Regions from separate parts of the Homo sapiens genome. Here region 1 is linked to region 2. The links are chromatin loops, found by intact Hi-C in ENCODE. Cell type or tissue: natural killer cell. All regions are shown on one strand. Links, peaks and the distances in the headings refer to the core of each region. The heading gives the core; the rest is flanking DNA. Region 1 overlaps CTTN (cortactin). Region 2 overlaps PPFIA1 (PPFI scaffold protein A1).

Region 1 (4,384 bases), core at 172-4,171, 59 kb after region 2:
CAGGTAGACACACCTGGGGTGGTCCCGCAGACTGCATGGAGATGGCAGTGGCTCTCCGTGGCATCACTGCTGCATGACAGTGTGACTTTCATGTGGATCTGTGTTGCTGCAACGGAAGTCTTTGGCTGGTAGAATTTCCACATGGATTTTTTTTTTCTCTTAAAAAGCAAGAGAACAAACTGCGATTGAGCCTCTTTTTAGCGCTCAGTAGAGCAGGCGCACAGGAAGCAGATGAGAATAAGCCCGTGCTGGTGCGGAAGACTGTGCTATTGAAGTGGCGCGTTGCAAAGGCCTGTCCGTGCCCTCTTTCCTCGCTTAGCTCCTGCCTGCTGCCCGCCGCCCCTCCTGCCCCTCCTGCCCCTCAGGGAATGCTGAAGCCTCTGCCCCTGGCCTGTGCTCTGCTTCTCACTGCCTGTGTCTCACGACCATGGGTGGAAGCAAAACTTGCCTTGCAAGTGAAGCCTCGCTTGGCCATTCTCGTTTCTTCCCGCTGTGGTGCACCTTCTTGGGCTGTTTCTGGATCTGTCTGCATGCACCCACGGCCACCCCCATGCTCGCCTCCACCTCAGAGTAAGTGTTGTGTTTTGCCACGTTTCAGACTACTCCAAAGGATTCGGCGGGAAGTATGGGGTGCAGAAGGATCGGATGGATAAGGTAAATATTCCAGCCCCGGAGCTTAGTGTCTTCTGCCTGCAGGGGCTCTTGGTGGGCGTGGCTCACCGTGCTGGCCAACATCCACGCGCTGGGGTGGGGCACAAGTGATTTCCGTCGTGGTGGTGGTGGTGGTGGCGATGACTGACTCGGACAGTCTTGTGCTCCTCATGGCCGTGCTGTGGGATAGGCGCTGGCACCGGCCCACCTCCTAACTGGGGGCCCCAGGCCAGGCAGGCTCAGCACCTGGCTGCAGCCATAGGAACCCAGATGTTTAACATGAGAGGTGAGAGCCTCGAGGGCTCATGTCCATTTGAACTTAAATTCTTAATAGTAAATCAGATTGGAACCTGAGTGTGTTAGACTGCGTGTGGGGCTACCTCGCTGGCAGCCAGCGCTGCGTGTGCGGTGATGAGCCATGTCTCCCGTCTTCAGCCTCGTAGAGACGCGGGCTCCACACTGCCTGCTCCTGCGCGTGGCCTGTGGTCAGGGGTGGCAGGGTCAGTCCTTGCCTCGCAGCTGACCACACAGCACCATCCAGGGGCGTAGGCAGGCAGAGCAGGTGTTCGGGCTGGGCTCCCCAGGGAGCAGTAGCCTGGGCTCATTTCTGAGGGCAGGCGCGAGTTCACCAGGAGAGAAGGCTCAGGAGACCACGGAGGGGCGAGGTGTGGGCCTGGGTGGGACAGGAGTCACTGCAGGTTCTCAAGGAGCCTAGCTGCAGAGGGAGGGTGGGGAGCGGGGATAGAGCTGGCCCTGGAGAGCCCCACACACCACAGAGCATTCTGCATGTCGTGACATGCGTCACACACCACAGAGCATCTGACGTGCGTGGCCCCAGAAAGGTTAGCAGGCAAGGAACACTGGGGGGGTCTACTTTGAGAAGCCCCCGGCCTCAGCGTGGAGTCTGGGTTGTGGGGGTTGGCCTGGGCAGAGGGGTGTGGTCCTGAAGAGAGCTGGAGGGGCTCGGGTGGTGGAGAAGCAGGGCATGGTGTTTGGCGCCAAGGGACGCAGGGGAGGGAGCAGTCGGGTGGATGTGGGGTGGACGTGGGGCCAACTGTGGAGCCGAAGAACTGGGAGGAGCAGATGTGGGTGTCAGCGAGAGAGAGCTGGGGTAGGGCCGGGGCCGGGTCCGGGTGGCGTGCAGAGTTGGGAGGGGAGTAGGCACGCGGTCAGAGGACACTGGGCAGGGGGACCCAGTGAGGTAGCAGGGGCCTTGCAAGGCACTGGGACAGACGGAGGGAAGGAGCTCCCCTGTGGGTGAGTCAGAGGTTGTGGCTTTGAGGCCGGAACCTGAGGGACTGCCTGTGTTGTGGGTGTCTGTGGTCAGCATTGCTGGTGTTGGCGGTGACCGCTGAGCTTGTGAGCACGTGAGGAGGCAGTGTGTGGGTGTGGCCTTTCGTGTCATTGTCTTTCATCCAGGAGGGGGTGGAGCTTCTCTCTCTGTTTGCTGTGTGATGGAGGAGTCCAAGGCTTAGAGAGGGTGACGTAACTGCCCGGGTCCCCATACATTGTGGGGATAGGGCTACAACCCAGGCTGGGAGGTGAAGTTGCCCCCTCAGGGCAAGGTGATGTCTGCAGAGGGCCCAGTGGGTGATGGGACCCAGTAAGGCTGATGGCCTTGCCTTTGAACAGGTGCAAGCAGCTCAAGGGACATGGAGTAGACGCTGGAGCTGACTGATGGGAGGAGGGAGCGGGGTCCGAGGAAGGACAGGCGGGCCAGGAAGGGGGCAAGCAGGAGGTGCTGGGCAGAAAGGGGCCATGGTATGGGGGCTCTGGTGGCTTCTGAGCCTCAGGTGTTCTCATCAGAGGTAGTGAAACCCACAGTGAAACTGGGTACGGCCACTGGTCTCCATGAGCCCTGACAGTCTCCACCTGAGTCAGCACGTAAGAGTCATCGCCGTCGCTTGGTCAGACCATAGTTGAGTCCCCTGCAATGCAGAAAGGTGTGATTGCACCACTGGGTAGTGTGTAGGACGGGCCACTGGAGGCTTGCATGTGTCCCCAGCGTCTTCGCTTCCTGTAAATGCTCACACCTCTGGGTGGCGACGGAGGGTGGGGAAGGCTTGAGGCTGATCCCAGAATTGGTTTGTGGTAGAGCAGATGGAGATACATGCATTTCTTATGCTAATGCTGACCCACGATTGCCTGCAAATGTGGTTGGTAATAGTTTTCATGCCTCAGTTAGTTTGCAAAACCGAGAGGCCATGAAGAGTGCTCTGGGCTGTGTGGCTGGGCCTTTGGGAAGATCTGGGGAAGGCATTTGCATCTGGCAGGAGCTACCACAGGGCATGGAGAAAAGAGAAAAGTGCTCTCCTGACGCCCATGTCCTGTCTCTGCAGAATGCGTCAACCTTTGAGGATGTCACCCAGGTGTCCTCTGCCTACCAGAAGACAGTACCTGTCGAAGCTGGTGAGTCCCGGCTGATACCAGGAGCACCGTGTGGTTTCCCAGGAAAACACTGAGGGGAAGGACAGTTGTGAAACAGCCAGGAGCAGATGCACCACTAGTTGAAAGCGTGGTTGTTGCTGCGTATTTTTGGGAAAGAAAATGATCGTTCTGATGAAGATCTTGTTTCTCCTGCAGAGGTTTAGAGTCACCTTTTAGACGCAGCATGGTGCAGCCGTTTCAGTGGGGCCCGTTTCAAGGGGCTCTTCCCAGAGCAAAGGGGCTAAGTGCACATTCACAAGGGCCTCCACACTGCCAGTGACCAGCTTCTGGGAGCAGCTGGGGCCTGCCCAACTCCCTGAGCCGCTCGGTCGCAGCTGTGACAGGAGGAAGACATCATGACGTCGATGTGCAGGCGACAGCAGACATTCTCTCTGCTGCTCGTTCTTGGGCCCTTGACAGGGAGCTCGAAACCTGTCCTTTTCTGTGCTGGACACACGATGGAGTCAGATGTGGGCCCTGCCCCGGAGAGTCAAGTAGTTGGGGAAAATGTTATACATACATGAGAGCAAGTGCTAAATTTAACACAGGATGCAGAGAGCCACCACTGACTTCCTTCAGGGGCTATGGACCCACAGTTCTCAGAGATTGAGGGCCCAGGACGCTTTGACACTTTGACCACTCGTGAGAACCCCCAAGATGTTGATGTATTTGATGACATTGACTATATTAGAAATTAGAGGAATGTGGCCCGGCACAGTGGCTCATGCCTGTAATCCCAGCACTTTGGGAGGCCAAGACGGGCGGATCACGAGGTCAGGAGATCGAGACCATCCTGGCTAACACGATGAAACCCCGTCTCTACTAAAAATACAAAAACAAAATTAGCCAGGCATGGTGGCGGGCGCCTGTAGTCCCAGCTACTCGGGAGGCTGAGACAGGAGAATGGCGTGAACCCAGGAGGCGGAGCTTGCAGTGAGCGGAGTTTGCGCCACTGCACTCCAGCCTGGATGACAGAGCGAGACTCCGTCTCAAAAAAAAAAAAAAAAGAGAGAGAGGAATGGTTTATTTATTTATTTATTTTGAGACCGGGTCTTGCTGTGTCATCCAGGCAGGACTGCTGCCTCAGTCTCCTGGGCTCAAGCAGTCCTCTTGCCTCAGCCTCTGGAGTAGCTGGAACTATAAGCGCATGCCCCCTGCCCAGTTAAATTTTTTTTTTTTTTGAGACAGAGTATCACTTTGTCGCCCAGGCTGGAGTGCAGTGGCGCGGACTCGGCTCACTGCAAGCTCCGCCTCCCATCCCGGGTTCACGGCATTCTCCTGCCTCAAGCCTCCGGAGTAGCTGGGA
Region 2 (4,384 bases), core at 223-4,222:
GAGTGAACAGTTAAATGAATCTGTAAAGTCAGCATCCCCTGTGTGGTCCACACCTACATTGAAAAATGGGATCTGACCAGGGCTCTGGAGGCCTCCTGCTCCTTCTGAGGCACTGCCCCTTCCCTAGGGATGAGTGCCTGGCTCCTGGTGCCATAGACTGCTCTGTTAGTTTCGTTCTTCATGTGTATAAACAAGATCATGTAGTATTCACTCTCTTGTGTCTGGCTTCTTTCACTTAATGTTATGTCTGTGAATTCATCCGTATCATTCCATGTGTAAGTAGCATCTTGAGTAAAATTTTTCTGTCTAGTTCAGAGGACTGGCTCTTCCAGGCTTCTTAGAAGCACCCATTTATTTATTTATTTAAGTTTTTTATTTTTTGGAGGCAAGGTCTTACTCTGTCACCCAGGCTGGAGTGCAGTGGCTCAATCGTAGCTCACTGCAGCCTCAACCTCTTGGGCTCAAGCGATCCTCCCACCTCAGCCTCCCAAGTAGTTGGGACTACAGGTGTGCACCACCACACCCAGCTAATTTCTAAAAACTTCTTAGAGACAGGGTCTTGCTGTGTTGACCAGGCTGGTCTGGAACTCCTGGCCTCCAGTAGTCCTCCTGCCTCAGAGTCCCTGAGTGCTGAAATTACAGGTGTGAGCCACCATGCCCAGCCAGAAGCATCCATTGAAATATAGGTGACATACTAGTAAGAGATACTTGTTATCCCACCGTCAAAACTGATCCCTAAGGAATTTTTGTATTTTTTGTAGAGATGGGTCTCACTTTGTTGCCTAGGCTGGTCTGGAACTCCTGGGCTCAAGCGATCCTCCTGCCTCAGACTCCCAAGTAGCTGTGACTACAGGCATGCACAGCCATGCTTGGAAAAGGTCCCTAAAGAATTCTAATCCTCCCTTCCCCATCATTCCAGTTTGCGGACATTTTTTAAAATAAAAACTAAAGGGGAAAATAAAGATGAGATCACTGGTTGCCTTGTAACCAGTGTTTTACTGTATTTGATTTATTTGGCCTGTAGGTGTTTTCCATTTGGGGAGCTAAAGACCCTGGGAGCTCAGGATTTCAAGCAGTTCACAAATCTGCAAATGTTCATCCAACATGAGCTGTACTTATACAGTTTCTCTCCATGTGGGAAGTCCCTCAAAGTCCTTAAGAAGGGTTATCCTACTTGAAAAAGAAGAACTATGTTAATAAAAACAAGAATGGTTATTGGGAGATAAGGGCAGGCCAACTCCAGATTTATAAAGTTGAGACTTTTTACACTGGCTGGATTCCCAGTCTCTGCTTTTAGTCTCCTCAGGAGAAAACAAATTCTTGTTGCAATGAAGAGCCTCACACATTTCTCCAAGGAGCACGTCAGCGCTGGATTTAGGGCTCCCAGTTACCTTACAAAAAAAGTTTTGAGGGGTTTTACTTGTTTTATTTATTTTTTTCTTCTTAATGAACAAATTATGGTGATGAACAATAAGCTTTGTCCTCCCCTGTTGCTCCAAGAGCTCCTTTCCCACAGCCTGCCTCAGGAGCAGTGTCTGAGCTCTTCCCTGGTTGTTTCACATGACAGTGGCCTTGCTGAAAATGAAGGTGCTGAGTGGTTTCTCCCATGTTTATCCACTGTCTTCAGTAATGATGGAGAACACCTCACATAAGGCAGACTCTTCACACCATGTCAAAATGCAAGGAAAAAATCTCCCTCAAGTAGACACACAGGCCACTGTCTGTCTCGTGTCTGGTTCTGATGGCTGCACAGAGCCATCGACACTGCTTAGCAGTGACCCCCTCTGCCCTGTGGCCTGCCTTCAGCCTTTCAGGCCGTCACGGAACATCTGCGAGAAAGCCCTCCAATAGCCAAAGCAAGAGTTTCATGCTGGGTTCTTTGTTGTTAATCTGCTTTAAATATATTGAATCAATAGTTACTTGAGAATTACTCAAAGTTTCCAGAAGTACACAACGTGTTTTCTTCTCTTGATATTTCACATACCTCGGGTAAGCATGGCATCTAAAGCTCTCGTCATCGTGTGCTCTTCTCCTGATGGTGTTGACGACCCAGTGTTAACAGGGAATGGTTATTCTGTACGGGCATCTGAACTGAAAAGTGAGAAGAGCGAACTTTGCCTCCTCGGCCCCTTCTCTGTGCCTGTGGCTTATGCGTGTGCCCCTCTCCTCTTTGTCACTGCTTCCCTTGCCCTGGATGTGGTTGGTGCACTGGGGTCACCTTAGACCACAGGAAATGTCTGGTTAACACACGAAGAGATGGAAACGCTCGCAGCCACGCCGCAAACGGTTAGTCACGCCCCACAGCCTGCACTCCTCCCAGCGCGTTTTCCACTTAAGACCGTCTGGGTTCTTTGCCTTTTTGTTGAAAACAAAATGTTGTTTTCCATTCAGTCGTTCCAGATAAGTATTTCCTTTAGTTATTAGTTGAAATGTGTAAGTAGAATTTGTATTTTATTTTAGATTTTTTCCAGGAACTTCAAGTTGGTAGACTCTGTCTTTTAGAATAGCTTTAATCTAGCTCTCCTTTTGGAGAGATCTCAGTTGAGCCTCCATGTGACTGACTGTGTGGCCCTTTCTCCTTCCATGAATATGCTTGGCACGGAGAGAGTCTGCTCCTTGCATGAGAAGTTGAAATTGTTGGTTTTGCATGAGTTTTGCATGATGCTTTGATAGTCTGAACTTTTTCACTCAGTGAAGCTGCATCTTCCCTGCAGAGTTGCGTTGCCTGCATTACCGAGCTCACCAATACTAATAGTTATGTTCTTTTGCATTCCTAACCACGTAACCCCAGGAAGATGAGGAGGGAAGCTGGGCTCAGGTTGGAGTCTTTCTCTAATATATTCTTCACTACATGTACAGCAGCAAAAAGCAATTGGAGTATGAAAACTTGTGTAATCTACTTTTTTTGATGTTTATAGCATCTTAGTTTATTCGGAGTACAGGATTGTTAATGATTTGAAAGCACTGGTCAAGCAAAACATAGCATCAAAGAGTACGTCTCATGGACAATTTTGAACATTTCTCATATGGTGCCATGGCAGTTATTTTTAATTAATATAGATTGCTTTGTTTAACATATGATCTTGTATACAAAGTCTTGTGGCTTAGGCAGCTTCTGAGATTATGTATGTAATTTCCTGGTAGGGTAATGTTATTACAAGATATACTGATAGGGAAATTGTGCTCTAATAAATTTCCAAACACAAAAATTGGCATAATGACTTTTCCTCTGTGCCTTTGTGTTGATTTTTTACTAAATACTATCCTAATACTATGTCCACTTAAAGATTTTCTTACTAATGGAATCCTAAGGAATTAAGCCTCTTCTTGAGTACTGTATATTTGAATTTTCAGCTTCTCAATTCTTTAACTCACCAAAAACTCTATCCCAACTGTTTTGCATTCTGTATGTTCAGACAGCTTGCCGAAATGTCGTGCGACGCCACTGGCCTTCTGTGGTCAGGGTGTATGTCTCAGTGGCACATTGCAGCCATGAGGCGTGGACAGGCAGTTCTAGAGGCTTTCCCGAATGGACTGTATTTGAGGGCTTCAGAATAATCATTATATATCTGAAAAGAATCAAAAGGATTTTAAATCATAATTTTCCTGATTACGAGGTGATGGTTGAAGCAGCTGTTTCCTTCTCTTGGTACTCCTAAAATCTAGCTCATTAGACTGTCCCCCCACCTTTTTTTATTTTTATTTTTTATTTGTATTTTTTAACAAAATAGAGTAGCTATAATGTGATTCTGTGGGCTTTTTTCTCTCTTGATTTAAGCATTCTGTGCCTCTCCTCCAGATAAATAACCTCATTGTTTAACTTGTTAGATATCCCTTTATAGGACCAATAATGACCATAAATGAATTATACAGGGTACATTTCATAATTACTTAAATTTCAGTATATTTTCCACCAAGGAGCAGAATTTGGTTAATACTTCAGTATGAAATTGCCTGAGTCAGGGACAGGAAGTGTAAATTAAATAAGCTTAACCTTGCTCTTTGCGGTGGAAATATAAACAAGACTGAGCTGTGGTGATGACTCCAGAACTAGCCGACATGCAGTCTAGTGGAAGCTCGTATCACTTTTCCCTCCTTCCTGTCTTCCAGATGGGACTGCCACCTGCTGCCAAGGGCAGTACACAGTGGCCAGCTCTTAAACCAGGGAGAACTTTGAGCTGCGCCGAGAGACTAGGGGAGGAAGACATCAAGGCGTGGTCAAAACCATTTATACCTCATTTAACAAAATTAGTAAGAGTGCTGGCTGCGTGGAGCATCTATGAGCAGGACACCCATGGTCCCCCCGTCATGGAGCTCCCATTTTATGGAGTTCATAAGACTGGGTTGTACTTGTGGCTGTTTCAGTGCTGGGAGTAAACACTGT

Evidence for each region. Peaks named below come from ENCODE experiments on the same cell type or tissue, not always from the same donor. Only the 100,000 strongest peaks of a DNase experiment are listed, where the experiment ranks them.
Region 1: a loop joins it to region 2, with 9 times the contacts of the local background. A loop is called at or near these places in 1 of 110 quality-filtered maps.

The regions. Positions count from the first base shown.
Region 1 is chr11:70,422,342-70,426,725 of GRCh38, forward strand. It overlaps CTTN (cortactin), which reads left to right. Exons shown (of 18, transcript NM_005231.4): 12 at 599-654; 13 at 2,991-3,060. Among named protein-coding and RNA genes, the nearest start is that of CTTN, 26 kb to the left of the region's middle. In natural killer cell, for the core only: no CTCF peak of the experiment used is centred there; a DNase peak (open chromatin) is centred at 1,990; H3K27me3 peaks cover 1,616 bases.
Region 2 is chr11:70,363,150-70,367,533 of GRCh38, forward strand. The region is part of intron 21 of PPFIA1 (PPFI scaffold protein A1); the gene reads left to right. CTTN-DT (CTTN divergent transcript) reads right to left here. Exons shown (of 3, transcript NR_186321.1): 3 at 1-3,569. Among named protein-coding and RNA genes, the nearest start is that of CTTN-DT, 33 kb to the right of the region's middle. In natural killer cell, for the core only: no CTCF peak of the experiment used is centred there; a DNase peak (open chromatin) is centred at 2,232.